Regions from separate parts of the Mus musculus genome. Here region 2 is linked to region 1. A link is a loop called in an ENCODE intact Hi-C map of the cell type or tissue named here. Cell type or tissue: heart. All regions are shown on one strand.

What was found. Hi-C counts contacts between places; a loop is a spot of excess contacts. Peaks named below come from ENCODE experiments on the same cell type or tissue, not always from the same donor. Only the 100,000 strongest peaks of a DNase experiment are listed, where the experiment ranks them.
Region 2: it touches region 1 in a loop (5-fold over the local background); 2 of 42 quality-filtered maps call a loop at or near these places.

Annotation. Positions count from the first base shown.
Region 1 is chrX:138,559,805-138,564,804 of GRCm38, reverse strand. The region is part of intron 6 of Il1rapl2 (interleukin 1 receptor accessory protein-like 2); the gene reads right to left. Among named protein-coding and RNA genes, the nearest start is that of Gm23958, 140 kb to the right of the region's middle. In heart, no CTCF peak of the experiment used is centred here; no DNase peak of the experiment used is centred here.
Region 2 is chrX:138,435,494-138,440,493 of GRCm38, reverse strand. The region is part of intron 5 of Il1rapl2 (interleukin 1 receptor accessory protein-like 2); the gene reads right to left. Among named protein-coding and RNA genes, the nearest start is that of Gm23958, 15 kb to the right of the region's middle. In heart, no CTCF peak of the experiment used is centred here; a DNase peak (open chromatin) is centred at 2,373.

The DNA.
Region 1 (5,000 bases):
GAAATGCATGACTTTCATAATCTTTAGAAATAATAACAATGTTCTTAACTTGATAACTTTAAAAAATAGACTTAATAGTTCTCATCCAATATTAATAAAATAATCAGTCAGAAACATATTTAACACAATTAAGACTGTACATGTAAACATATATTATTATATAATTTATATATAATATAATTTATATTGATTATATTTATATATTTTATAATTTATATTGAGTACACACACACACACACACACACACACATATATATATATATATATATTATATATATATATATATATTGCCCTGTGTGAAATGAAATACATGTCTCTTATCCATAAAGCACTACAGAAAAGAAAAAGGAAGGGAACACAGACACAATCTAATTTGTTTTTCAATTATGACTAAGTCAACTGCCCAGATGTCAAATAGCCCTCTTATAATTGCATGTCAAATAGCCCTCTTAGAATTGCCCTGTAGCCAACGTGTAAAGCTTAAAAGAAAGTTTAGAACCTGGCAGAGAACAACTGCCAAAATGCCAGAGTCCCTTTTTCCTGGCAGCACTGATGGAACCCATAATAGCAAAGAGGGACCACAGTCCTGTCAATAACCAACAGTGAGGGAACAAGAGCTGTACAGTACTTGTCTAGGCATGATGGAACGCTTGCTATTTCTAAATGCTCTGCTTTGTCCAAGATTAAATATTTGACTTGAGATTTAATCTTTAAATGTGAAAACACAATCAAGGCAGAGCGAGCTGGGAGAAACACTGAAGAAGGCTGCTATTTAATCATTAAGTGCATTTTCCAAGTGGCAATATCTTTTGAAGAGTTTGATCTTTCTAAGAGCAGTGTTTTGGCTTGAGTTCTTCCAGAAGAGGATTGTACAATTAAGACATGTATTTCTTAGAAAACAACACATAAAGGCCTAATTGGGGGCTACACTGATCATACATGATGAAATTCAAGGTTTTACATATCTAACATGGAGAGAATTATTGTTGTCCAAGAAGCTGACAGAAGAAATTAACTATAAAGAAAGAGAAAGACTATATTAAGACACCAAACCCTGACACTAATGCTGATGCCAAGAAGTGCTTGCTGACAGGAGCCTGGTATAGCTGTCCTGATACTCATAGCCAACCATTGTAGTGAGCCCAGGAACCCCAATGGAGGCGTTAGGGGAAAGACTGAAGGAGCTGAAGGGGATTGCTATCCCATAGGAAGAACAACAATAGCAACTAAGAGGCCCCCTACCCCACCCCAGATATCTCCCATGGACTAAACTAACCAACCCCAGAGTACACATGGAGGGACCCATGGCTCCAGCTCCAGAGGATGACCTTGTTGGACATGGGAAGGGAGGCCCTTGGTCCTGTGAAGGGGAATGCTAGGGTGGGGAGTTGGAAGTGGTTGGGTGGGTAGAGGAACAATGTCTTAGAGGCAAAAGGGGAGGGGAGAAGGGATGGGAGGCTTGTGGAGGGGAGACTGGGAAGGGGGACCAACTTTTGGAATGTAAATAAATAAAATAACCAATGAAAAATCTGAAGTGACCAAAGAAAATACACATTGTATTTAATATTTTAAAAAAAGGCAAGAAAAAAGAAATTGTAAAATGAGAATCGTATGGTTTATCTTAGAACCATAACAGTTGATAGAGTTGATATTGTAACTATTTTAATTCTCTGAAGACAGTCTGTTGCAATTGTATGGCTATGGCATGACTTATTCCTCAACTTTCCTTTATAACTCTTCAAGGGTCTAATAAACATGAATTACCTTTCATGAGAAAGAGGAAGTCAGTAATGTTTGCCCATGCAGAAAGAAGATGCACAGAGCAGTGGATCAAGTTAGCGGTCACCTCTGTGAGTTTGCAGTAAGTGAGAAGAATTTAATTTTCCTCGGTCTTTTCTTTCTTGCTAGCCAGAAGAGTCGGGGGAGGAGAGAACAAGAATAACACATTTCATTTTTCTTTCTTGTGTGATCCAGAGTATGAACTGAAGAAATTGAATGAAACTCTACCAGTCAATTGACCAGGCAATCCACAAAGGTGAACTAGTCATAAATTCCCATGCCTGTGCTGGTTAGTGTGGGGAGTGAAAGAAGCCAATGTCTTAGTCCTTCATAGAGCCAAAACTCTTAAAATGAACTAATTCACATTTTCAGTGACATGAGTGACTAGAAAAGAAAATGTCTTTAGTCTTCACACATGTATGGTGATATGCTTAGGAACAATATCATGATATTTGTAGTTATGGTGAAACAAACTTTGGAAAGAATTTCTTTTTTTTTTTTTACTTTTGGTTGCTTTCTCATAGTTTTGGTTAAGTTGTTTTTATGTTTTATCAGTTGTTTGGTTGATCGACCCAAATTTTTTTTAAAAAGAGGATAAATAATTTAATGCCAAACAAAGTTAAAATAACAATGGAAACAAACAAACAAATGAAATTAAAAAAAAAAACAGAATTTACAACATGCAATATAAATTCTAATCTTATCCCAACCAGGCCACAAGTTGTACCAAAAGCAAATTTTGATATGATTATAGATAATAGTTAATGAGTATTCTTTATGTCAGTGTAGTTCTGGCCATGTATATTTTATGGGGTTTACAGGGAAAAAAATGAATAACATCCTCAAGGAAAGATTTTTACTGTAAACACAGTGGCAGGTTTCACCAGGCTTGTCATTATGATTTATAATTATCATGTCTAGTATTTCCTACAAATGAGTTCTTAGGTACTTGAAAATGATGAGTTATAAGTAGCCAAAACACACCTCCCTCCATCTACTAAAACTGTTAACACTGCCAAGGAAGTATGTACCCTCTCTTTGCAAAATCTGAGTCATCATAAATCCTGAATTGCTATAACCCGAATCTTTGATATGTTAGAAGTGGCAAGGCACATTCAAACTTAATTCATGCTTATTTAAGACAGAATCATGTATGGCAGGCTTAGAAGATTGTGACAGATTAAATGATGAAGTCAAATGGTGGGAAATTAAGGATAAGTAGTTTGACTGAATTTTAAATCCCATTATGCTAATAGACTGGGAATTTGGTCTTGAACAAATCAAGCAAGTCTGCAACCTTTAGCCTACTTCTACATCTTTCCTCTATTTATTTGTCCTGTAAGTAGCACCTTTAAATGCAGAATTTCTACTTACAGGATATCTTAGTAGCACTTATAATACAGTGATATAGGGGAATGCAAGGCTTTTCTTAAAATCTAGAATTATATGATTAGGTAATATTAAAAATTGAAATAAGCTGTCATGAAACTACATTACCGCATCTCAAAATCTAAGTTTCTTACTTCAGAATACAACAATGTTCTGAGTAGGAGGTAGGGGAAGCAGGTGGCCTATTACTAGATCCATTAAACAAGAGATTCATGCATTACATATCCATCTTGAGGCAATTAGGCAGATCAATTTTTTTTTCCTTTACAGCTTCATTCAGAACACTTGGCAATAAAGCAATTATTATGTATTCTAACATTTATCTGATATCAAATGCAATGGTCTCTTCATGCATTAGAAATAAAGTGGACCCACATCTTCTATTTTCACAAAAAATTAAGCACATTTATGGCAAATTAACTATTCTGAGAGAGAAATATAAGAAGAGATACTGTGTTTAAGTGACAAACAGGATAGGTGAAGTAATTTGCTGATTTTATATGGATGAAAATGTTATCTACCAGGTAGAAAAATCAAACATGCTTGCTAATGTGGATTGAGCATGCTTTGTATAAGATGTAATATAAACACTATTTTCTCAAAATTGACACTTCAATATTTATAATATAATTTTTCATTTTATAGATACGAAAACTGAGGCTCAAAGAAGGTACCAAATTTCAGCTCACATAGTGTAAATCTGAAGTCCAGGTACAAATTAACTAGTCTAAGTTGGTTTTAAAAGAATGATGTTAAAGTATTTGTGGATACTAGTGCTTTGAATCAAATTAAAACTGATAAGCTGGGATGTATTGAAGCTCAAACATCATAGTCTAGTTTGATAACTACATTTGACCAAAGGTCAAAATCAGGGTATCAAAGAAAGGAGAACACTGGGGAAAAATCAGGTTCTAAAACCTATTTTAGGCGTAAGAAGTTCAGATCAAGCAAGAGATTCAGTTTGAAATAGAAAGCATTTAGCAGGTACCAAAGTAAGGCATTAATTGGTATGTGAAAAATATATTTTAAAAACTAAGAACCTCTGGGGAAATTATCTTCTAACTAGGAAACTAATTATTGGCAGAGTTTTGAAAGTCTGTGTTAGCTAGGACCCCGTGGTTGAATGAACTATTTCATCATCTTTTATTTCATCTTCATATGAGACATACCTAGTGAACTTTTTAAAATGTCCTGATATTTCAACCATAGTCTACACCTATTACATCAAAACTTATGGGTATCAGAATAAGGCATCAAACAAAATACAATTTCTGTAGCCTGGGTTCCTCTCAGCCTTGCAATTACTGGCATATACAAATACTACCCAGATCTAAAGTTCTCCCAAATATTTTGGTTTTTTTCATGTGGAGATAGAAATGGAGGCCCTATTCATAATACAAAACACTAATATCTAGATGACTGTGCTTTAGTCTTGGCCAAATACCCATTCTGTGCCTGGGCTTCATTGTTAGCTAAGGCATCAATACTTTTCAGTGTTCTCCATTTGTTATAATGTGTAACAAACTTTAGAACCACTTCATTAGAAGCTGGATGATATACTAGTTGGAATGTTTTATCTTTCTATATATAGATATTAAAAATATTCCATTGGGGAAGATGGCTTTGAATCTGTAAGGTAATACTAGTAATACAGTAATGTACACTGTAAGCATATCATTATGCTTCTAAATAACAGTCAATCCTACAGGGCTCCACACTTGATTGATGCAAGGTTTTGAATATACAGATTAGATATTACAATTGATATTATGTAGGTAATTCACCTTGATGAAATAAAATTGGACTTTATGGAGAAAGGTTGATTAAAAAGG
Region 2 (5,000 bases), 120 kb after region 1:
GGAATTCGACGACTGAGGAAGAACAGACTGTGAAGTTGAGGAGGTATGAAAGCATCAAATGACAAGGAGATTTAAACACTACTGGTTTCTGTCTTTCTTAAGAGCCGTCTGGCTGCTCCTGGAGTTTTACTAGCCCTTCATTCAGTACATTTTCTTGAGTACCTGCGATATCCAGGTGCTCTTCTAGACCATTAAATAGAAAACAGTGACTAACACAGTCAATAATCCCTGTCCTAACTGATCTTCCGTTCTACTGGAAGGCACACATGCATCCCATAAATAAAAAGGAAACCAAAAACAGACAGATGCTCAAAGCTTTTGCTAGTGCTGTCACTGAGAGAAACGGGTAGTAGAGATCTCTTGACTGAAGGTGGGGGAGGGGATTTTTGGTTTAGTTATGGTTTTGTTGTTGCTCCCTTAAAAAAAGAAATAATTGAAATATAACTACACTATTCTCTTGTCTTCCCTTCCCCCCCTCCTCCAACTCCTTCCAGGTCCTCCTACATTTCTTCACAAATGTATCAATATACAAATACAACCTGATGAATCCATTTACTCCGGTTTATATGATTTCAGGGCTGACCCTTGCAATTAGATAGTCTATTAGAGGCTGTCTAATAGCCTCATCTGTGGGACAACTAACTCTTCGTCTGTAACCAGTTCTTAGTTTCTTGAAGCTACATAGATCTGGGGTTGGGGTACTGAAGCTAGCTTCCTTTGTTTAGGGTTGGGGCCCCATGAGATTTCCACCTTCAGCACTAGCATGTCTACTGTTATTATCATTATTCAAGTCTTGTTGAGTGCTACAGTTTTCCTGTCACTTCAATATCACAGTAGACTTCCTGGTTCTCTGGCTCTTACAGTCTTTCCACATGCCCCCCCCCCCTTCATTGATGTTTGCTGGGCCTTACTTTTAATAGCTTCTGCAATTCAACCAAGTACAATGGCAATAGACTGTATTTTTTGAGGAGTCTACTGAACTCCCCTCGCCAACAACTGAAAATAGCACTGGAATTTCTGCTACATAGTCTATGCCTTTCAGGAGATGCATTATATTTCTATCTTCATTTTGTTAAGGTTTCAAGGCATCTCCTAGTACCAGCACCATGTGGAAAAACCTCCAAGTACATAGATCTGGGGCCATGGCACTGAGCTCTAAAAGAGTCTAAGACAGACCATATCGCTAACAACTGTCTTTAATTTGTATATTAACATATAGACAGGTTTGAGGATCAGTGGAGCAAATGACTACATAAATTACTCTCTCTAAAATTAAAAGTTCTCTTTTTCGATGCACTCAAATTTTAAGAAATAAAAGAAAGAAAAAAAAGAAGTTTCTTATTTAATTATATATACATACATACACACACAAACACACACATATAAAGTTTTACATTCCACACACTTCCCCTATTTTCCTATTCCACTCCTTCTCTAGTAATTCCATCTCTATCACCCTCTCAAACAATCTATCTTTTTTTAGTATTTTTTATTGAAATGATCTAAATTATGAGCAGAAAATTATTGATGATCACAGGCAGCAAACTTTCATTCTTGTTTTCCCCTCCCTGACATAATAAATTCAAAATGCCATTCTCATGAGAATAATTAGGAGTTGGAGGAGACAAGGTCAGTTGGCTCTGTCAGCTGCCGTTCCTCTAGATAATGGGCATGCTCACAGAATAGCAAAAGAAAAACAGGAATGGAGGCAAGGATAGTCCCGTGGAAGCAAAAAGCTGGTTAGTGACATTTCTTTTCAAACTTTTTGCAACTTATCCACAAAAGTCTGCTTAAGGACAGGAAAAAATAGTTAAGAGTGCAGCTGCAGTTCTGACAATTCCTAGAGGGGAGGCAGCCAGTCTTCTAAATTAAATTCCTTCCCTTTCCTATATCCTCAATTTCCCTTTTCTTTATTCTTCCCTGCTCTCACCAGTTTTTCCCATTTCACTATTTTTCTTCTCCTTCATGTCTTTGTCACGAGTCTGCTGGGTGCTTAAGGAAAAAAAAAAAAAAAAAAGCATCTACCTCCCTAGTATTATTCTGCACAGAATGTTGTTAGGACTTGAACCTAGAAATTCACCTTCACACTAAACCCCAATCTGGGATGGCCAGCGAAGAGTTGGGATGAGTCATATTGTTGTCTTCAGTTAGGGCTCTGGGTTGTGACATTTCTCTGGAACAAGCTGAAGTTTAAATTTCTCACAGCCAGGCTGGCTGAACTCTGGAACTGAGGACTCCGGTTTATCTGTCAGGGCAGACTATTTGCTGCCCTGGATTTCTTTCAAGTCTGACCCTGTTCTGGTGGCTCAGTTGGAGAGAGACTCAGAGTAAACAGCATGTCTCTCCACACCCAGCTGGTCACTAAAATAGGACACCCCTGGGTGGTTTCCCAAAGTATCACGAGGCATGACAGCGCTGTGAACAGAGTTAAGCAAGAGATAAGCTTACTGGAAGGGAAGATGAGGTGGGAAGCAACAGCTTGTCACTTTACAGTCCTCCCATTCACTGTTTACCAAATTTGCCCCCAGATATTTTCTCCCAGTTTCAATCTAAATGCTCTGTATGATCCTATTCCTCCCACCAATGCCACTCATGTAACTGCTCGTTTCCTCAGTTATACCATTTTGACAAGGATTTCTGAGCCATATCTGCCTGCAGGTAGATGGTGCCATTTCTGTCCAGCAAAAGCCTGGGGCAGTGGCTCAGCGTGGTTGAAACACTGATAACAGGCTAATGGGCCATTTCAATCACATTTCTTAAGAGTCCCGATATTGAGAGAAATTTGCTATCAATGATTTAAAACACGTTCATGTTAAATACTTAACTGTGATGCAAATTATAGGAAGCCATTGGTGAAAGGACTGTCTCATGCCGCATGCCCAAGAATTAAGGAAACTGCTGATTTTATATTTCTGATATGAATGTAGCTTTGCACTGCAACTGTGTTGCATGTTACGTACACTCCTTTGGTCTTGAGACAAGAAAAAGAAGGAATCCTAGATGGATCAAGTATATATGTAAATATGCATTGTTTACAATGAAATGGATAGGTGTCTATTATTGGGGGATAGTTCTGGAACTTTGGTTTAACATTAAAGAACTTTCAATTTGAGAAGGGAGATGTGGCTGAGGGTTTAAGAGTGGTTTGCTTCTTGAATTTCATGTGTTTGGCAAGTTGTATCTTATATCTTGGGTATCCTAAGTTTCTGGGCTAATATCCACTTATCAGTGAGTACATATTGTGCGAGTTCCTTTGTGATCAGGTTACTTCACTCAGGATGATACCCTCCAGGTCCATCCATTTGCCTAGGAATTTCATAAATTCATTTTTTAAATAGCTGAGTAGTATTCCATTGTGTAAATGTACCACATTTTCTGTATCCATTCCTCTGTTGAGGGGCATCTGGGTTCTTTCCAGCTTCTGGCTATTATAAACAAGGCTGCTATGAACATATTGGAGCATGTGTCCTTCTTACCGGTTAGGACATTTTCTGGATATATGCCCAGGAGAGGTATTGCGGGATCCTCAGTTAGTACTATGTCCAATTTTCTGAGGAACCGCCAGACTGATTTCCAGAGTGGTTGTACAAGCTTGCAATCCCACCAACAATGGAGGAGTGTTCCCCTTTCTCCACATCCTCGCCAGCATCTGCTGTCACCTGAATTTTTGATCTTAGCCATTCTGACTGGAGTGAAGTGGAATCTCAGTGTTGTTTTGATTTGCATTTCCCTGATGATTAAGGATGTTGAACATTTTTTCAGGTGCTTCTCTGCCATTTGGTATTCCTCAGGTGAAGACCAAAGTGTGGACACTTTACCCTTTCTTAGAAATGGGAACAAAACACCCATGGAAGGAGTTACAGAGACAAAATTTGGAGCTGTGACGAAAGGATGGACCATCTAGTGATTGCCATATGCAGGGATCCATCCCATAATCAGCTTCCAAATGCTGACACCATTGCATACATTAGCAAGATTTTGCTGAAAGGACCCAGATATAGCTCTCTCTTGTGAGACTATGCCGGGGCCTAGCAAACACAGAAGTGGATGATCACAGTCAGCTATTGGATGGGTCACACGGCCCCCAATGGAGGAGCTAGAGAAATTACCCAAGGAGCTAAAGGGAACTGCAACCCTATAGGTGGAACAACAATATGAACTAACCAGTACCCGGGAGCTCTTGTCTTTAGCTGCATATGTATCAAAAGATGGCGTAGTTGGCCATCACTGCAAAGAGAGGCCCATTGGACTTGCAAACTTTATATGCCCCAGTACAGGGGAACGCCAGGGCCAAAAAGGGGAAGTGGGTGGGTAGGGGATTGGGGGGTGGGTATGGGGGACCTTTGGGATAGCATTGAAAATGTAAACGAGGAAAATACCTAATTAAAAAAAAGAGTGGTTTGCTGTTCTTCTAGAGGACACAAGTTCAGTTCCTAGAACCTATATGAGACAGCTCACAACCACCTGTAACTTTAGGTCCAAAGTAGTCTAAGGTCAATTTCTGGCCTCTCATGGCACCTGCACACATAATAGCCACAACCTCACATGTAAATAATTAAAAATAGATTTTTAAAGAACTACAAAGTAAAGTTTTGTGCAGATGGAGTGGGCTGTCAATGACCACATTAAGGAATTGGTAATGGTCAAAGGGTCGTAATAGCTTAGTAACCCTGGAATGATGAATCCAAAAAATTACTGTAAATACTCTGGAAGTACTTTCAGGTCTATAAAATAGAAATTTCAGACAGAGACTTTTATTAGCTTTCATTGCTGCAGTGAAATACCTAGAGATGGGAAGTTCATTTACTGCATATTTTCATTTTTTTGCTATTATTTAATTCTTTTATACAGTGCAGTCTTCATCCCTTTCCTAGTCCACACTCCCTGACTGCTCCCTATCCCGTACCTCCTCCCCCCATCTGTAAGAGGATGTCCATATCCCCACCCCTACCCCACGAGACCTCCCCACTCCCTGGGGCCTGAAGTCTCTCAAGGGTTAG